2 separate regions of the Homo sapiens genome follow, and region 2 is linked to region 1. A link is a loop called in an ENCODE intact Hi-C map of the cell type or tissue named here. Cell type or tissue: mammary epithelial cell. All regions are shown on one strand.

The links. A loop is a pair of places that touch in the nucleus more often than their neighbours do. Peaks named below come from ENCODE experiments on the same cell type or tissue, not always from the same donor. Only the 100,000 strongest peaks of a DNase experiment are listed, where the experiment ranks them.
Region 2: it touches region 1 in a loop (4-fold over the local background); 4 of 110 quality-filtered maps call a loop at or near these places.

What each region holds. Positions count from the first base shown.
Region 1 is chr14:89,854,254-89,862,253 of GRCh38, forward strand. The region is part of intron 5 of EFCAB11 (EF-hand calcium binding domain 11); the gene reads right to left. Among named protein-coding and RNA genes, the nearest start is that of EFCAB11, 96 kb to the right of the region's middle. In mammary epithelial cell, no CTCF peak of the experiment used is centred here; DNase peaks (open chromatin) are centred at 1,918 and 4,028; H3K27ac peaks cover 1,164 bases.
Region 2 is chr14:89,797,997-89,805,996 of GRCh38, forward strand. The region is part of intron 5 of EFCAB11 (EF-hand calcium binding domain 11); the gene reads right to left. Among named protein-coding and RNA genes, the nearest start is that of EFCAB11, 150 kb to the right of the region's middle. In mammary epithelial cell, no CTCF peak of the experiment used is centred here; a DNase peak (open chromatin) is centred at 3,315; H3K27ac peaks cover 1,576 bases.

The DNA of each region.
Region 1 (8,000 bases):
ATTTAAGATTGCCAAATCCTAATGAGTAAAAGCAAGCTCCATGTAATGACCCATAGGAGAGCTGGGCAGAGAGAGGTGCCCGCATCCTACATACAGGGCAATGTGGTAGCTCCTCTCCACATCCACTAGCAAGAGGCTGCCCATTGCTCCCCTCCTCATTCAGGATACTAAGCTATAAAGACAGCAGCAGAGATTCCCAACAAAGCCGCACACAGCCAAGAAAGTCCTCTGCAGCAGTTGGCTCTCTTCAGTACCGGCAATCCATGAACTGGACATCATCAGATACATGCCTACGATCCAGCTGTCTCCCAGATGTCCCCAGACAGTTGCTCTTTCACGGAGCCATCTAACCTCAATGCACATTTCTTGATAAAATATCTTCCCTAATTGTCCAAAAGACGCCTTAAATACTTGAATACACAGCCCAAATTGCCCCCATAGTGAACCCCACACCTGCTCCTCCTCCCCTGTCCCCTGCCATACTGAATGGAGCTACCATTCACTCAGGCTCCCAGGTCTCCTCAACTTCTCCATGTCCATCCACCGTGCATCCTGTCACCACGATCCTGTAGATTTAGACATGAAATATTTGAATGCACCTGCTCTTCCACCACTACTTTAGCTTAGGGCCTAGACTCTTGCATTGGGGCCTCTTAAGAGTGATCAGGAAGTCTCAGTAGCTTGGTCGGGGGTTTGATACACAATCTCCTCATTTACTGAGCTCCAACTTCCTATCTAAATACGATGTTCAATTCTTGCATCACCCAGGTCAGAATCCCTGGAAAAATGGGAAAGAAAAAAGAGGACTTTCCCTTACTTAGCATTTTAGGCATGAGGAAATTTCAGTGTCCCACTTACAGAATGAAGAACATCAGGTAATACCAAAAGTTCTTTTGTAGCCTGAATAGGACAGCTTCTTTTTTTTTTTTTTAATAAATGTTAGGCCAGGTGTGGTGGCATGCCTGTAATCCCAGCACTTTGGGAGGCAGAGGCAGGAGAATCACTTGAGCCCAGAACTTCAAGACCAGCCTGGGCAACGTGGCGAAACCCCATCTCTACAAAAAATACAAAAATTAGCTGGGCAGGGTGGTGTGCACCTGTAGTCCCACCTACTCGGGAGGCTGAGGTGGGAGGATTGCTTGAGTCTGGGAAGTTGAGGCTGCAGTGAGCCATGATCGTGCCTCTGTACTCCAGCCTGGGCAACAGAGTGACACTCCATCTCAAACAATAAATGAATACATTGTATTGTGTATATTTAACATATACAACATGATGATATGGGATACATACCGATAGGAAAATGGTTACTATAGCAAAGCAAATTAACATATCCCAACTAACTATTGCACAGTTACCCATTTTTTTGTTTTTGTGGCAAAAATAGCTAAAATCTACTCATTTCACATGAATCCCAAATGCAGCACAATTTTATTACCTGTAGTGCTCATGTTGTACCTTAGGCCTCTAGGCTTGTTCTTCCTACACATCTGCTACTTTGTATCCTCTGACCTGTATCTCCCCATTTCCTGGCATGCCCCCACAGCCCTGGTAACCACTGTTTTATTCTCTCTGTATATTTGACTGGGTTTTTGTTTTTTAGATTCCACATATAAGTGAAATCATGCAATATTTGGCTTTCTGTATGTGGTTTATGTCACCTGGTATAAAGCCCACCAGGTTCATCCATGTGGTGACAACTGTCAGGATCACTTTTAAGGCTGAATAATACTCCATCGTATATATACACCACAGTTTCTTTATCCATTTGTCCAGCAATGAACTCTTAGGTTGTTTCTATATCTTGGCTATTGTGAATAATGCTGCAATTATCGGCAGATATCTTTACAAAGTGGTGAATTTTATTTCCTTTGGGTATATTCCCAGAAAAGGAATTCCTGAGTCATATGGTAGTTCTATTTTTAATTTCTCTCTCTCTCTCTTTTTTTTTTTTTTGAGACAAGATCTTGCTTTGTCATCAATGCTGGAGTGCAGTGGTGCAATCTTGGCTCACTGTACCCTCTGCCTCCCAGGTTTGGGTGATTATCCTGGCTTAGTCCCCCAAATAACTGGGACTACAGGCGCGTGCCACCACACCTGCCTAATTTTTGTATTTTTTTGTAGAGACAGAGTTTCACCATGTTGCTCAGGCTGGTCTCGAACTCCTGAGCTCAAGCAATCCGCCCACCTTGGCCTCCCATAGTGCTGGGATTACAGGCATGAGTCACCATGCCGTATTTTGAATTTCTTTAGAAATCTCCATACTGATTTCCATAATGGCTGTACCAATGTACATTCCCAACGGTATATAAGAGTTCCCTCCTCTACACCTTTGCCAATATTGGTTATCTTTTAACTTTTTGATAATAGCCATCCTAACAGCTATGAAGTAGCATCTCACAGTGATTTTGATTTGCATTTCCCTGATGATTAATAATACTGGGCACCTTTTCATGTACCTGTTGGTCATTTTTATGTCTTCTTTGGAGAAATGTCTATTTAGGACCTTTGCCCATTTTTAAATTGGGCTATCTGTTTTTCTACTATTGAGTTGTATGAGTCCTTTATCAATTTTAGATATTAACCTTTATCAGATATATGGTTTGCAAAAGCCAGCTTATTTTCAAGACCCTTTTATCCAATCAACAGACTGTTTCCTTTTGGCAGTCTCTTAAACTACAGTGATTCATTCTGGGCAAAGACAGAAATGCCTCCTAAGTAATTTCTCCTAGCTGAGAACTACAAGGATACTACTTGGGGCTCCCAACACAGTTCCCTCCTAGAGTTCTCCTGGGTGCATGTGAACTGAAGCAGAAAATATAGACCTGGCTTTGAAGCTCAAACTCTGCCACTTACTAACTATGGGCTGCACTCAAGTTTTCCAATCCTCTGAGTGTTATCTTTCTTACAGAGAAAAAGAAGATAATGGTATTTACTTATAGGCTTGTTAAACTCAACCACAAATAATAAAAATCAACTAAGGGCCAGGCATTGCCTTGCTCATCTGGATTCAAAGACGCATTTCACAGCTCTGCCCTTTGGGCACTCCCAGTCAAGTGGCAAACAGATACAGACCAAAAAGTGCTATAATCATGACGCACGAAGACGGAAAGACTGGTTGGAGGATGAAGAATTGAAAGAAAACTTACTTGAAATGAGGTAATTATGTAAAAACACGGTTCCCGATGCCTGGCTCACTTTATAAATGCCTTTGGGTTGATTTTTTTTAACACCCTATAGCTGTTACTGACCTGGTCTTTCTTTTTTTTCTGAAAGTTCCTATAAAAAAATCACCAATAAAATGCTGGATGGTCATTGGTTCCATTTTTGGAGAAGCTCCTGAGTAACTGTAAGATGCCTTCTCTGAAGCTCTGTCATATCTGGCACTTGCTCCTCTAATCCTAGGTGAATGCTGTGGAATTGGCCCTCACCAGTTCATCTAGAAACTGGGCAGCTTTCTTAAATTTCTTTCCACCTTCAATAAGAAGGCTTCTCAGAAACAATAAGTTCTGAATTATGGTCTAGACAGGAAAAGTTTGTAGTCTGGTGTGCAGAGAAAATGATATCTTTTTATTCTAATACTTCATGATTTTTTTACTACTGTATCTCATTATCTTATACAAGAGAATAAAAAGAAAGTAGGCCCTAGAAATAATAAAGTAGAAACCAGAAATTCTGATATCCAGCTTCTACTCATGGAGAAGAAACTACATAAATAACTTGGATCACAGATGCTTTCAGACCCTGGACAAAGCATCTAAGGTAGCAAACAGAATCTAATGGTACAGGCTGTGGCAGTTTTAAACTATGTCCACAAATGCTTTGATGTTCCTCCCTTCAAGAGTAGAGCCTGACAGCCTTTCCCCTAAACGTGGGCAATGGGGCTACCTCTAGGCTCTCCCTCTCCTGGCTCTCTTGCCATGTGGTGAAGACACTCAAGCTGCCCTGATGACAGGGCCATGTGGTAAGAAACTGAGGCCTCCTGCAGACAGGCACTAACTTGCAGGCATCTGAGTGAGCCACCTCGGAAGCCTTCAGATGACCAATACCTTGACTGTAACTTCGTGAGAGGACATGAACTAGGACGACCCAGCAAAGCCACTCCCAGATTCCTGACCCACAGATACTGGAGAGATACTAAATGTTTATTGTTTTAATCAGCTGAGTGTCAGGGAAATTTGTTACTCAGCCACAGATAACTAAAATGCAGGTCAACAGGCTAATAGGCTATAAATGATGAAGGGTTTGTTTTGTTTTTAGACAAGGTCTCACTCTGTCGCCCAGAGTTGAGTGCAGTGGCGTGATCATGGCTCACTGCAGTCTCAACCTCCTGGGCTCAGGTAATCCTCCCACCTCAGCCTCCCAGGCAGCTGGGACCACAGGTGTGCATCACCACACCCAGCTAATTTTTTTTTTTTTTTTTTTTTTTTGTAGAGGCAGGGTCTCCCTATGTTGCCCAGGCTGGTCTCCAACTTCTGGGCTCAAGCGATCTGCCTGCTTTGGCCTCCCACTTGAGCCACTGTGCCTGGCCAATGATGAGGTTTTTGTATTCAGGATGGCATAGTTTTCTTAGTTAAAAAACAATTATCTTAATTGCTTTCTCTGGAGCATAGAAATACGATATACATAAGAGTGGGTGGTGTGGCAACACCGAAGTTCACACTAGTTCTCCTTTATTCAGCACGTCACATCCCTCACCCCAAAGAAAGAAACTGTAGTTTAAAATACTAGAATTATATGACTCAAAAGAGTGGTGGATTGTCACTTATTAAGAAACAATTTAAAATAAGGCCTATGGTAAGGCAGTAATAATGAAAGCAAATATCTTATCACGAAATTGTAAAAATCAGGCAAATAAAGCAGAGTAGTCCTAGCCAAAATTATTAGATAACAATGAGCTCTGAATTTTATCAGATCTGGTGGTTTGGGCACTTACATAATTTCACTTATTTAAAACTATAACTTGGTATGGGTAATGTGAATTAGTCTTTAAAGGTCCAAGGTTTTAGATCTGCAAACAGAAGAAAGGGCATTTTCCTCTCATTTATTATTTATTACTTTTCTCTAGAGTTAAATTCTCTTATTCACAAATATTTCTTGTATATCTAATTTCTGCCAGAATCAGAATGGGAATGAAATGGCAGAAACCATAGTCTGCCTCCTCAAGGAACTCACGGAGGAGAGACTTGTGTTTCTCACATGAGCATGACCTGTGGCGGAATTTTACAGTAGGAATGTATAGGCCTGTTCCTACAAACTCAAATGCCAAAGGCAGGGGAGTAGGACCTGGAGATCTCTGTTTCTGATGTTTAGTCAGTGTGGAGAACCACCAGGGTGGACAATAATACAACACAGTCCATTTACTCTGTCATCAAATATTTATGGAGCACCTGAGCTGTACCAGAGGTGCTAGGTGCCAGGGATGCCACTGTATGCCAAAAAAACAGGTAGCCTGAGGTTAGGAGGGTAAGAGAGTTGGGCACATGAAGGGAGAAGTAAGGCTGTTCCATCATAGACAGAGGAAACAGGCAGAGGAGGGGGCATGAGGAACACTCTGATCACGTCTGCAAATGTGGAGTCATACCATGCAGTAGGCTTGATTAGTGGAAGACAGAATATATAGTATAGCCATGCATTCTGAGCTTTTTTATTTGAATGAGACCAAATTGGCCCTCTGATACCGTCTTCTCACTTCATTGCTGAGGAACTCTAGATGTTGATCTCCTCACAGTCAAGCCCCAAAGGAGGGAACAGAACCTAGGTCCTATGACTCTGGTTCTAACGTGCTTTTTCCTTTATTGGCTCCTTTTAGGACTAAAAGATATCTTCAGGGCCAGGTGCAGTGGCTCATGCCTGTAATCCCAGCATTTTGGGAGGCCGAGGCAGGTGGATCACCTGAGATCAGGAGTTTGAGACCAGCCTGGCCAACATGGTAAAACTCTGTCTCTACTAAAAACACAAAAACTAGCTGGGTGTGGTGGCGGGCACCCATCATCCCTGTTACTCGGGAGACTGAGGCAGGAGAATCGCTTGAACCCAGGAGGCGGAGGTTGCAGTGAGCCGAGATCGCACCATTGCACTCCAGCCTGGGCGACAAGAGTGAAAACTCCATCTCAAAACAAACAAACAAACAAACAAACAAATGTCTTCAGGAACCAGAACAAGGCCAAAGTACATTTCTCAACCATTCTAAAAAGCTTGTGTTGTTACTATAGGCATACTACCTCACATGCTGTCAATCTGGGGTGTTTTCAAAAAGATATAATCAACCAAGAAAAAGTAAGGTAGATGTGAAAAATGTCTTTGAAGATATTTCAGTTGCTACTGTTAGAAAATGTTTGAATTTAAACTCTACTAGGCATAAAATAAGCTTATAGAAAACATTAGTTTTGGAATCTGAATCAATGACCCAGAAATAAATCTTGGAGAGGGATAAGTGAAATTCTGAAAGAGTGGAATCAAAGAATATCAAACTATTATTTCCAAATGGTTTGTAAAAATAATGTTTCTGGGTTACAGTGTGAAAACAGGTACATTTTAAATCTCCAGGTATTAATAATATACTGGCATTTTGTAACATAATGCTAGTCAGTTAAGGAGTAAATTTCCTTCCAAGGGGTTTATTACTTGAAGTGACTGAAGGATCTTGTTTTACAGTCTCCCCAGTAACACAAATTCTTCTCCATTTTCAGGGCCTTTGCCATCTGGTACCCACTTCCACTACTTTTCTGAAGTTACTCAAAGGTCAACATTTTGTCCTTCTCCTAAACAAAACCAAACTCAGACCTCTTATTTCTTGACTTTTCTGTTCTTCTTGTCATCTTGAAACACTGTCTTCTCTTTGCTTCCATGAAACTGTAAGTTCCCGGTTCTCCTCTGACATTCCTTTTCTGGCTTTCCTCCTATCCACTGACATCCTCTAAAGCCTCTGCCTATTACACTTCTCTTTCTCACCATCCATTTATACTAATATGACACCATGATTCCCTACTCACCTAGGCTCTCCATCCTTGGAACTAACCTTGACAATTCTCTTCACATTGCTTCCCAATATCCAATAAGCTACTGAGGCTACCTGATTCTGTGTTAAGATTTGACCTTCCCTTTCTAAGATTTGACTTAGCCTTCACATGTCTACCTCCTTTACCCTAGAAACAAGACCTCATCACTTAAGCCTCGGTCAGTTACTTAGTTCTCTGGTATCTGCTGCAGCCTGCAAACAGATGAAGACCTTTCTCATCATGTCCCTTCCTTGCCCAAGAATTAGTACATGCCCTGCTGAACCCAATCCCAGTGGCCCTTACCTGCAATGTCATTCCCCTTTGCAAGTTGCTATGGTTTAAATGTGTCCCCCAAATTTCATGTGTTGGAAACTTAATCCCCAAATTTATAAACTGATTAGGAATGTGGTCTTTTGGAGGTAATTGGGATTACATAAGACCATCAGGATGGGGCCCTCATGAGAGGACTATTGGCTTTATAAAAAGAGGAAGAGAGACCTGAGCTGACATACATGCTCTTGTCATCTCTCCATGTGATGCCTTCTGCCATGTTATGATGCAGCAAGATGGTCCTCTCCAGATGCTGGTACCATGTTCTTGGACTTCCCAGCCTCTAGAACTGTGAGAAATAAATTTCTTTTCTTTATACATTGCCAAGTCTCAGGTATTCAGTTATAGCAACAAAAAATTGACAGAGACACAAACCAAATTTAATTCTTTGTCCAAAATTAAACATGAAATTCCTTCTTGGATGAATCTTTCCTTACCTAATCTCCTTCCACAGTGAATTTTAGTTTCCTTAGCAGTCACATCTGGATCACACTCTCTTGCACTTGCTGCAACTAAAAGCCAGCTCTTATAGAAACCATGGTATTGCGGGACCAGCAGAAGGGTCTCCACAAATGTTTGCTAAATTGAATTGAATTATATTGCAGCTCTGCCAAAGTTCACTTTTAATTATATAAAGATGGAAAGAAAATAGAAAGCACATCCTGTTTCAAC
Region 2 (8,000 bases), 56 kb before region 1:
GGGGGCATTCTAAAACAATGCCTTACAAGTAGCTTCTGCAGTTGATGCCAATTATATTTTGTTCAAACATCAAATTCGTATCAACCATGACATAGGACTTTTTAAAGCAAAGACTGGCCCAAGCAAGAGAGCCACTAATCACTGTAATAGTTTTAAAGCAGGCTTTTAAAATATTGAATTCTAAAATAAACTTTCTGAATATTTCATGCCAAAGTCTCTGAAGTCTATAATGGTTCTGGATAGAGTGATGATAATTTTTCATTCTTTTGAAGTAGAGAAAAATCCCTACTTCTCTGCCCCAGGGCAAAACCATGTTGCAGTGTGTTCATATAAAATGATTGCAGACTGCAGAGGCCATTATTCTTGTTACTTCTTTTGGTAAAATATACATGATGATTTCATGCTACACAGGACCAAAAGCATAGTGTCAGATCTCTTCTAAGGGATTAGAAATAATCAGTATCACGTTACTAACTACAGAATATAAATCATCCCTTTTATTAAATTAGATAATTGAGGATTCTTAATATTGCCTAAGTATTTTTTCCCAAGGAATTGGATTAGATAAACGGCCTTTTTTCTTTCCACTCTGAACTGGTATGGTTGAACTATAAATCTCAGAGGGTGAGTTAAGTGAATAACCTAGAAAAATAATGTTTAGAATAAACTGCTTCTGATAATATTTTGTGTGTGTGCGAGTGTGCTTATTCACTTATTGAGATGCTGAATGCTTGTAGAGAAGCAAATCCCTTTGCCTGACTTTCTCAGTAAACGACCTCATTGTTATTGTATTAACTTTTTGTTTTTTGAGATGGAGTCTCACTCTGTCACCCAGGCTGGAGTGCAGCAGTGTGATCTTGGCTCACTGCGACCTCCGCCTCTCCGGCTCAAGCAATCTTCCCACCTCAGCCTCCTGAGTAGCTAAGACTACAGGCACCCAGTACCACGCCTGGCTAATTTTTGTATTTTTTTGGTAAAGATGGGGTTTCACTATGTTGGCGAGGCTGGTCTCGAACTCCTGAGCTCAAGCCATCCCCCTGCCTCGGCCTCCCAAAGTGCTGGGATTATAGGCATGAGCCATTGTACCCCGCCTGTTATTGTATTAACTCCTAATTTTTCTTGCTGCCTTTGCTAGAGCTTTCCATCATAAAATGAGTATAGTAAAACCAAGCACTGTTAAAACTGGAAAGTTTATTCATAACGTGTGGGGTGGCATTTTATTCACATAATGAATGGCAGGGCATCATCATTTTAAATTCATATTTCAAATGAGACATGCTGAAATACTTAATGTCTTCTGACTTTTCGTCGTCATCGCATATATACAAGCAGGTCTGGTCATCTCACGGAGAGTGCAGAGGAAATTCAAGTTCAGAGCTATCATTTTAAAAGCTAACAAATACTGTTTTTCATTGCAGACAGAATTATTCTGAAGAAGGAAGGTCTCATAGCACCCACACTCAAATCACTGTGACAGAGAAGATGTACCGTGGGTAGAATTAGTGACTGGCTGAGGAGAGGAAGGAAATGTCATCAGGTTAAAAAGCCCTCTTGTTTCTGTTACAGCATTCAACCCTAACGTGAGTTTGCTCTAGTTTTGAAACTAGAATGCATTGTTTTGGTGTCATCAACAAACCCTCAGCACTAAAAAATTCAGCACCTCCCACCCCCCAACCCTGACTCGAAAGAAACTTTAGGAGGGCAAGACCTTTGTCTTCTTTGCTGCTGTGGCCCCACTTCTTGCCCCACAGCAGAGGATGAATGTCGAATGAATGAATTTGTGGAACAAATGAATCTGAGGAAACAGCTGATAATATTATAGAAAATCTATTACCTCCCAGGAGGTACTAGGGAATTAAAGAAAGAAACTATCACCTCATTGTTTTACCGAGTCTAAAAACGCTTGTGGCTGGGCGTGGTGGCTCATGCTTGTAATCCCAGCACTTTGGGAGGCCCAGGCGGGTGGATCACCTGAGGTCAGGAGTTCGAGACTAGCCTGGCCAATGTGGTGAAACCCAATCTCTACTAAAAATACAATAATTAGCCAGGCATGGTGGCAGGTGCCTGTAATCCCAGCTACTTGGGAGGCTGAGGCAGAAGAATTGCTTGAACCCGGGAGGCAGAGGTTGCAGTGAGCCAAGATCGGGCCACTGCACTCCAGCCTGGGCGAAAAGAGCAAAACTCAATCTCGTAAACAAACAAACAAACAAACAAACAAACAAACAAACGCACGCCTGAGAAACACCTTAGACCCATCATTCAGGGACCCGTAAGTAAGTCGATTACAGTTTCCATGCTCAACCACATTTTGCAAAACATAGACTAGGTACAGAGGAGACCACATGAGAGACAAGCTGTGGAAAATGAGGCTCAAAACATGGGGCAGTGGAGCGAGGGAACCCCCTGAATGTCAGGCTGAACAATTTAGAGTTAAGAAGCAGGAAATTGTGAACCAATGCAGAACACTGGGTACACATGGTCTAACCCATAGTCAAAGACCACCCACTTCAATCCAGTTAAGCAGCTCCCCTTTTACCAGACACAGGGACGTAGGTATAGACACATATACAGACTATCTCAGAAATGGCTTTTCAAAGGAATTAAAGTTTATGCAGATGTAAAAGAGGATAATTAACTAACAACAACTGCTTCTAGAAATGTAGGCCCAATGAAATTAAAGGCTTTTTTGGTGTGTTTGTTTTTGAGATGCAAAAGGGAGACCTGGAATTGATTTTGGGAGTAGAGACTCAAGAGAGCAGAACTGGGCTGGGTGTGGTGGCTCACACCTGTAATCCCAGCACTTTGGGAAGCTGAGGTGGGTGGATCACTTGAGGTCAGGAGTTCGAGACCAGCCTGGCCAACATGGTGAAACCCCATCTCTATTAAAAAGGCAAAAATTAGACAGGCGTGGTGGCATGTGCCTGTAATCCCAGCTACTCGGGAGGCTGAGGCAGGAGAATCACTTGAGCCTGGGAGACGGAGGCTGCAGTGAGCTGAGTTCACACTCCAGCCTGGGTGACAGAGCCAGATCCCACCTCAAAAAAGAAAAAAAAAAAAAAAAAAAGAAGTACTGCTCTGTATTACTTGGTATGAACAATTTAGGGCCATCTGGGAGGAAGGAGATGACAAGCCAAGACAAGAGAGGGTACAGGCACAGGGAGATGCCATATAAGAACAGTCATGAAATTCCCCAATGATGCGATGATCAAAAGTCCTTCAATTGACTGTTACGTTTCCTATGTACTTCCAAACTGTTTGTATTACCTGTTCTAACCTCTCCCCTATCTTCACCAAGGGAGTGCCAGGCACACACACACTGTGGGGGATGGTGACTTTGGGGTGTCAGTGTTGAGTCAGGGGCTGAAGATTGAGTCAGGAGATGAGCTCTGTCTGAACGTGCAGCAGAGAGCAGGAAAAGCAAGAAGGGAAAGGCAGGATGATCCATCCACTGAATTCTCTCAGAGAAATGAGAACTCAGAGCCATAAGCCTGCTAGGAATTTGCAAGAATCTTGGGAAGTGCTTCATAATCCCCCAGGTGTAGAATGGAGGTTCCAGGCAATACTCTATGGACTTCAAAGTACAGGAAGACCTCAGATGACACAGGATACATTCCAAATTTGCAGAACTGGACTCAGTCCATTCAGTTGAATTCCAACAGTTTTCAAATTTGTAAAAGTAAAAATATTTTGATTCATTGTATTAAAAAGTGGTTATAGGCCAGGCGCAGTGGTGCACACTGTAATCCCAGCATTTTGGGAGGCCGCGGCAGGTGGATCACTGGAGGTCAGGAGTTCAAGACCAGCCTGGGCAACATGGTGAAACCCCGTCTCTACTAAAAATACAAAAATTAGCCGGGCATGGTGACGCACACCTATAATCCCAGCTACTGGGGAGGCTGAGGCAGAAGAACTGGTTGAAGCCAGGAGCTGGAGGTTGCAGTGAGCTGAGATCGCACTACTGCACTCCAGCCCAGGCGATAGTGCGAGACTCTGTCTCAAAAAAAAAAAAAATGTAAATAGTCAATGTTTCTCACAAGGAGTAAATGTTTCTTGTATGAAAATGTTGACATCATAACAATTTCTTAGAATGTTCTGAAAGTGGTTATTTCTTGGAAAATCATTTTTCTTGTAAAATTATTCAGGAGTACCCCATGTCTAAGTCTCCAAAGCCAGGCTTCAGACTAGAGTACTTGCTTTTACCCAAGTTACTTAAAAAAAAAAAAAAAAAGAAAGAAAAAGGAAATGGTTTAAATTTTACTACATTGAAACGATGGAATCTTTTCTATTAAAATGACATAAAGACTATGAAAGTGATATTTTTAAGTGGGAGCAAGAATACAGAATGGTATCGCATCATCATTGCAATGTTTTCGTTTTTTAATTTTAATTTTAATTAATTAATTAATTTATTTAGAGACAGAGTCTTGCTCTGTCACTCAGGCTGGAGTGCAATGGTATGATCTTGGCTCACTGCAACCTCTGCCTCCCAGAATCAAGTGATTCTCCTGCCTCAGCCTCCCGAGTAGCTGGGATTACAGGCATGCGCCACCAAGTCCGGCTAATTTTTTGTAGTTTTAGTAGAGATGGGGTTTCGCCATGCTGACCAGGCTGGTCTCAAACTCCTCACCTCAAATGATCCTCCTGCCTTGGCCTCCCATAGTGCTGGGATTATAGGCGTGAGCCACTGCGGTCGGACCCATAATTGCAATTTTATAAACATTTATATTCTTTTGGGCAGAAGCTGAAGGTTATATGCTACGCAGAAACTTGTCTTATGAAGATGGTAGGGTTTTGGGTAATTCTGTCTTAAGATATTCCTTAATATTACTTATATCTTTTTCAACTGAAAAAATATTTTCTTTCAATTTAGTCTGAATTTTCCAAACAATTGGCCTTATTTCAAATTGTATAAATCCACAACAGCTAGCGCTGGGCTTCTCAACATCAGCACGATTGATATTTTGGACCAGACAATGCTCTGATATAGCAGAGAGGGGGCTGTCCTGGGCATTGCAGGACGTTTGGCAGCATCCCTGGCCTCCACCTGCTAGATGTTGGTAGGACCCTCTCCCACCCCTCATGCCCAATCGTGACAGCCAAAAATGTCTCCAGAAATTGCCAAGTGTCCCTTGGGGGACACAATCACCCCAGTTGACAACCATTGAGCCAGAGGAATCACAGTTTAAGGCAATCCTTTTGAACATTCCAGCTAAATCTACACTTACTAATATAATTGCTTTAAAGACTTTTTCTTTAAAAAGAAAATGATTTCAGGGTCAGCTGAGGCACATGTTTCTCAGATCATGCAGATGATTGTCCCAACACTCTAAGGTTTTGAAATGAGCCCAGAGAAGACCCCACTGGAGAGGCAAACTCTTGCTGGTGGTAATAGGGCGTGTGCCAGACATATCTGTGTTCCCAACAAACGCACTGACAGATAGTAATTATTTTGAGTCACTGTGATAATCACATGAGATTTTGAAAGTTGATGCCATATTTGATGCACCTGAAATGTGAATGAGAAATTTAATGTGGAGGCCAAGATTTAAGTGAGAAAAGTTTTCTTAGTGGAATTTTTGGGGTGGGGGAAAAGGGAGAGAGCAGCTTTTTCTCTTTGATTCTTTATGGAATAATTTAAACCAAAGTCAAAACTGCCACTACATTAGGGACAAAGCTGTCATACTGACTGAACAGTGAAAGTAAAAATTACCCTCCAAGCAAGGAGCCCCTGCTGGGGATGAGAAGACCCGCCAATTGAAGATGTAATGATGACAGCCTCTCCCGCAAGCAGCCTTCTCTTCTGAGGAGCCCGCTGCTTCTTCCCACTGGCGTGCTTGCCTCTTTGTTGATGAGAGTCCTGCAGGGCTCTACAGCAATTCAGCTGGTAATGTGTTTATTAATTTTACCTTTTTAAAGACATGTGTTAAGAAAAGCCATTCGGATATACAGGAAAGACTAAAGAGATATGCAGATGATTTCTGGTCTTTTCTAGGCTCCAACATGACTTTGGCAGATGTGCTGCATTCTCTTCGGTGTGTACTGGGGTCCCTTTGTGCCCGTCCCACGCTATGCAACCTCCTTTGACTCCAGCCATTGCTGGGAAAGCCTCACCCGAGCCAGTAGCAGTATCTTTTGCTGTTTGGGACTGCTCTGACACCTGGGGTGGCACCCCCTACCCCCCAAACGTGGAAGCATGAAAAGGAGTGTTAAGGCCTTCTTCATGCACAGAGCAGGTAGAACCCCTTGACCAGTTTACACTCCAGCTCACTCTGCTGTTCTCTCTTTCCTTCATTTTGCACGGCTCCAGTCTCAGGCTGGTAATTAACGCTTAAAAGCCTGTGCACGAATTATTGAATCAATGTACCAAAGGAGCACAGGACTGTTGTGAAGACTGCATCCTTATGGCAGGAAAATACCAAGCTTTACGTAGACAACTCTGAGGTCATTCTCTTGGCTCATCAGAGGTTCTGGTGGGATCAAGCTCCAATCGCTCATAGTAGTAATGAGCTTGGTGACAGACACTTGCATTCCCTCATTCTCTGTTTCACAACAACCTGTACACAAGCCCCCATCAGGCTCTGCTTTCAAGAAGAACCCAGGTTAAGACACAATGGAAAGTTTATTTTGAGAGATGAAACTTCACACAGAGCATTTAAATTGCCATCAGCAATAGCACGTCATATCAGATTCTCACTCAAGTAAAAGAGATCTCACTACTTCAAAGAGATCAGACTATTCCTCTACTTGCAAAATGCTTTTTTTGGGAGGAAATTAAATATTGCCTTTAAGAAGAGCTCTGAAGTTTGAAGTTCCAAGCAATTAAAATGCCAGGGTTAACCAGAAAAAAAACACTGCAGCAGTCTTCTTTTTACTGTCTAATATACATGTCTTATTAATAATATTTAGTCCATTAATAGTAAATAGTATTATTGGACTTTAAGTGCTCCTTCAGAGTGAGGACAAGGTATCCCTGAATATAAGATTCTTACAGGGTCCTTTTGGATGCAGAGGTATAGTTATCATCTGACCATAAGCAAGTGGTGGACCTGGCTGTTTAGGATGAACTGTGAAGGGTAAGAGAATGTCCAGATCAGGCCAGGAATAAAGAACGACATAAGCCAGGCAAAACAGTGGCCTCATTAGCACTCGGCTCAGCCTACTAGCCTAACAATTCCATGGACATTGTTTGCGTCTTCCCCAACTTCCATCTTACCTGCTCTGTGCCATGTAGCAGCTGTGTGATTGTGGGGGAACAGACCCCCACCCCAAGCTCTAGAAGTGGGAGCTCACTGGCCTTAACCAATGACTGTAATCCCACTCTCCTTACCACAGTGACTGGCTCAAGGATTGACTGGCTTAAGCCAGTTAACACATGTCATTCCTCCCCTGGCTACTACTGGTTGGTAAAGAATTGGTACAAACATAATGAAGTCTAGGAATTTTGCTTGCAAGTTGAGAAGCTCTTTCAATGTGGACATCTGAGATGCAGAGGTGAGGCTTGCTATTCCAACAGCCTTTTCCTACCATAAGGGTGCAATTTCCACAACAGTTCTATGCTCCAATGGTACATTGATTCGATAATTTGTGCACAGGCTTTTAAGTGTTAATTACCAGCTTGAGACTGGAGCTATATACAATGAGGGAAAGAGTCAGAGAACAGCACAGTGAGCTGGAGCCTAAACAAACCATGCCTGAAGCCTCCCCTATGTCAAGACTCTTAGTCACTGACCCAATAAATTCCCTGTGTTGTTTAAGGCAGTCTGAAATGGATTTTCTGCTACTTGGAAATGAAAGCATCCTGACATACAAAGGATTCTGTCTGAAATCTTTTCCAAACCTTGCAGTATTTGGAACTTGATGGACAGACAGCAGATACTCAATGAACATAGTATTTTTGAAATGATTATTCCATTTTAAAGAAACCATAAATAATTTAGATTTCTCCTCGGATGCTAGCTCAAGATTCTGGATTATTCTCCTCAGCTCTGCAATCTAAAGAG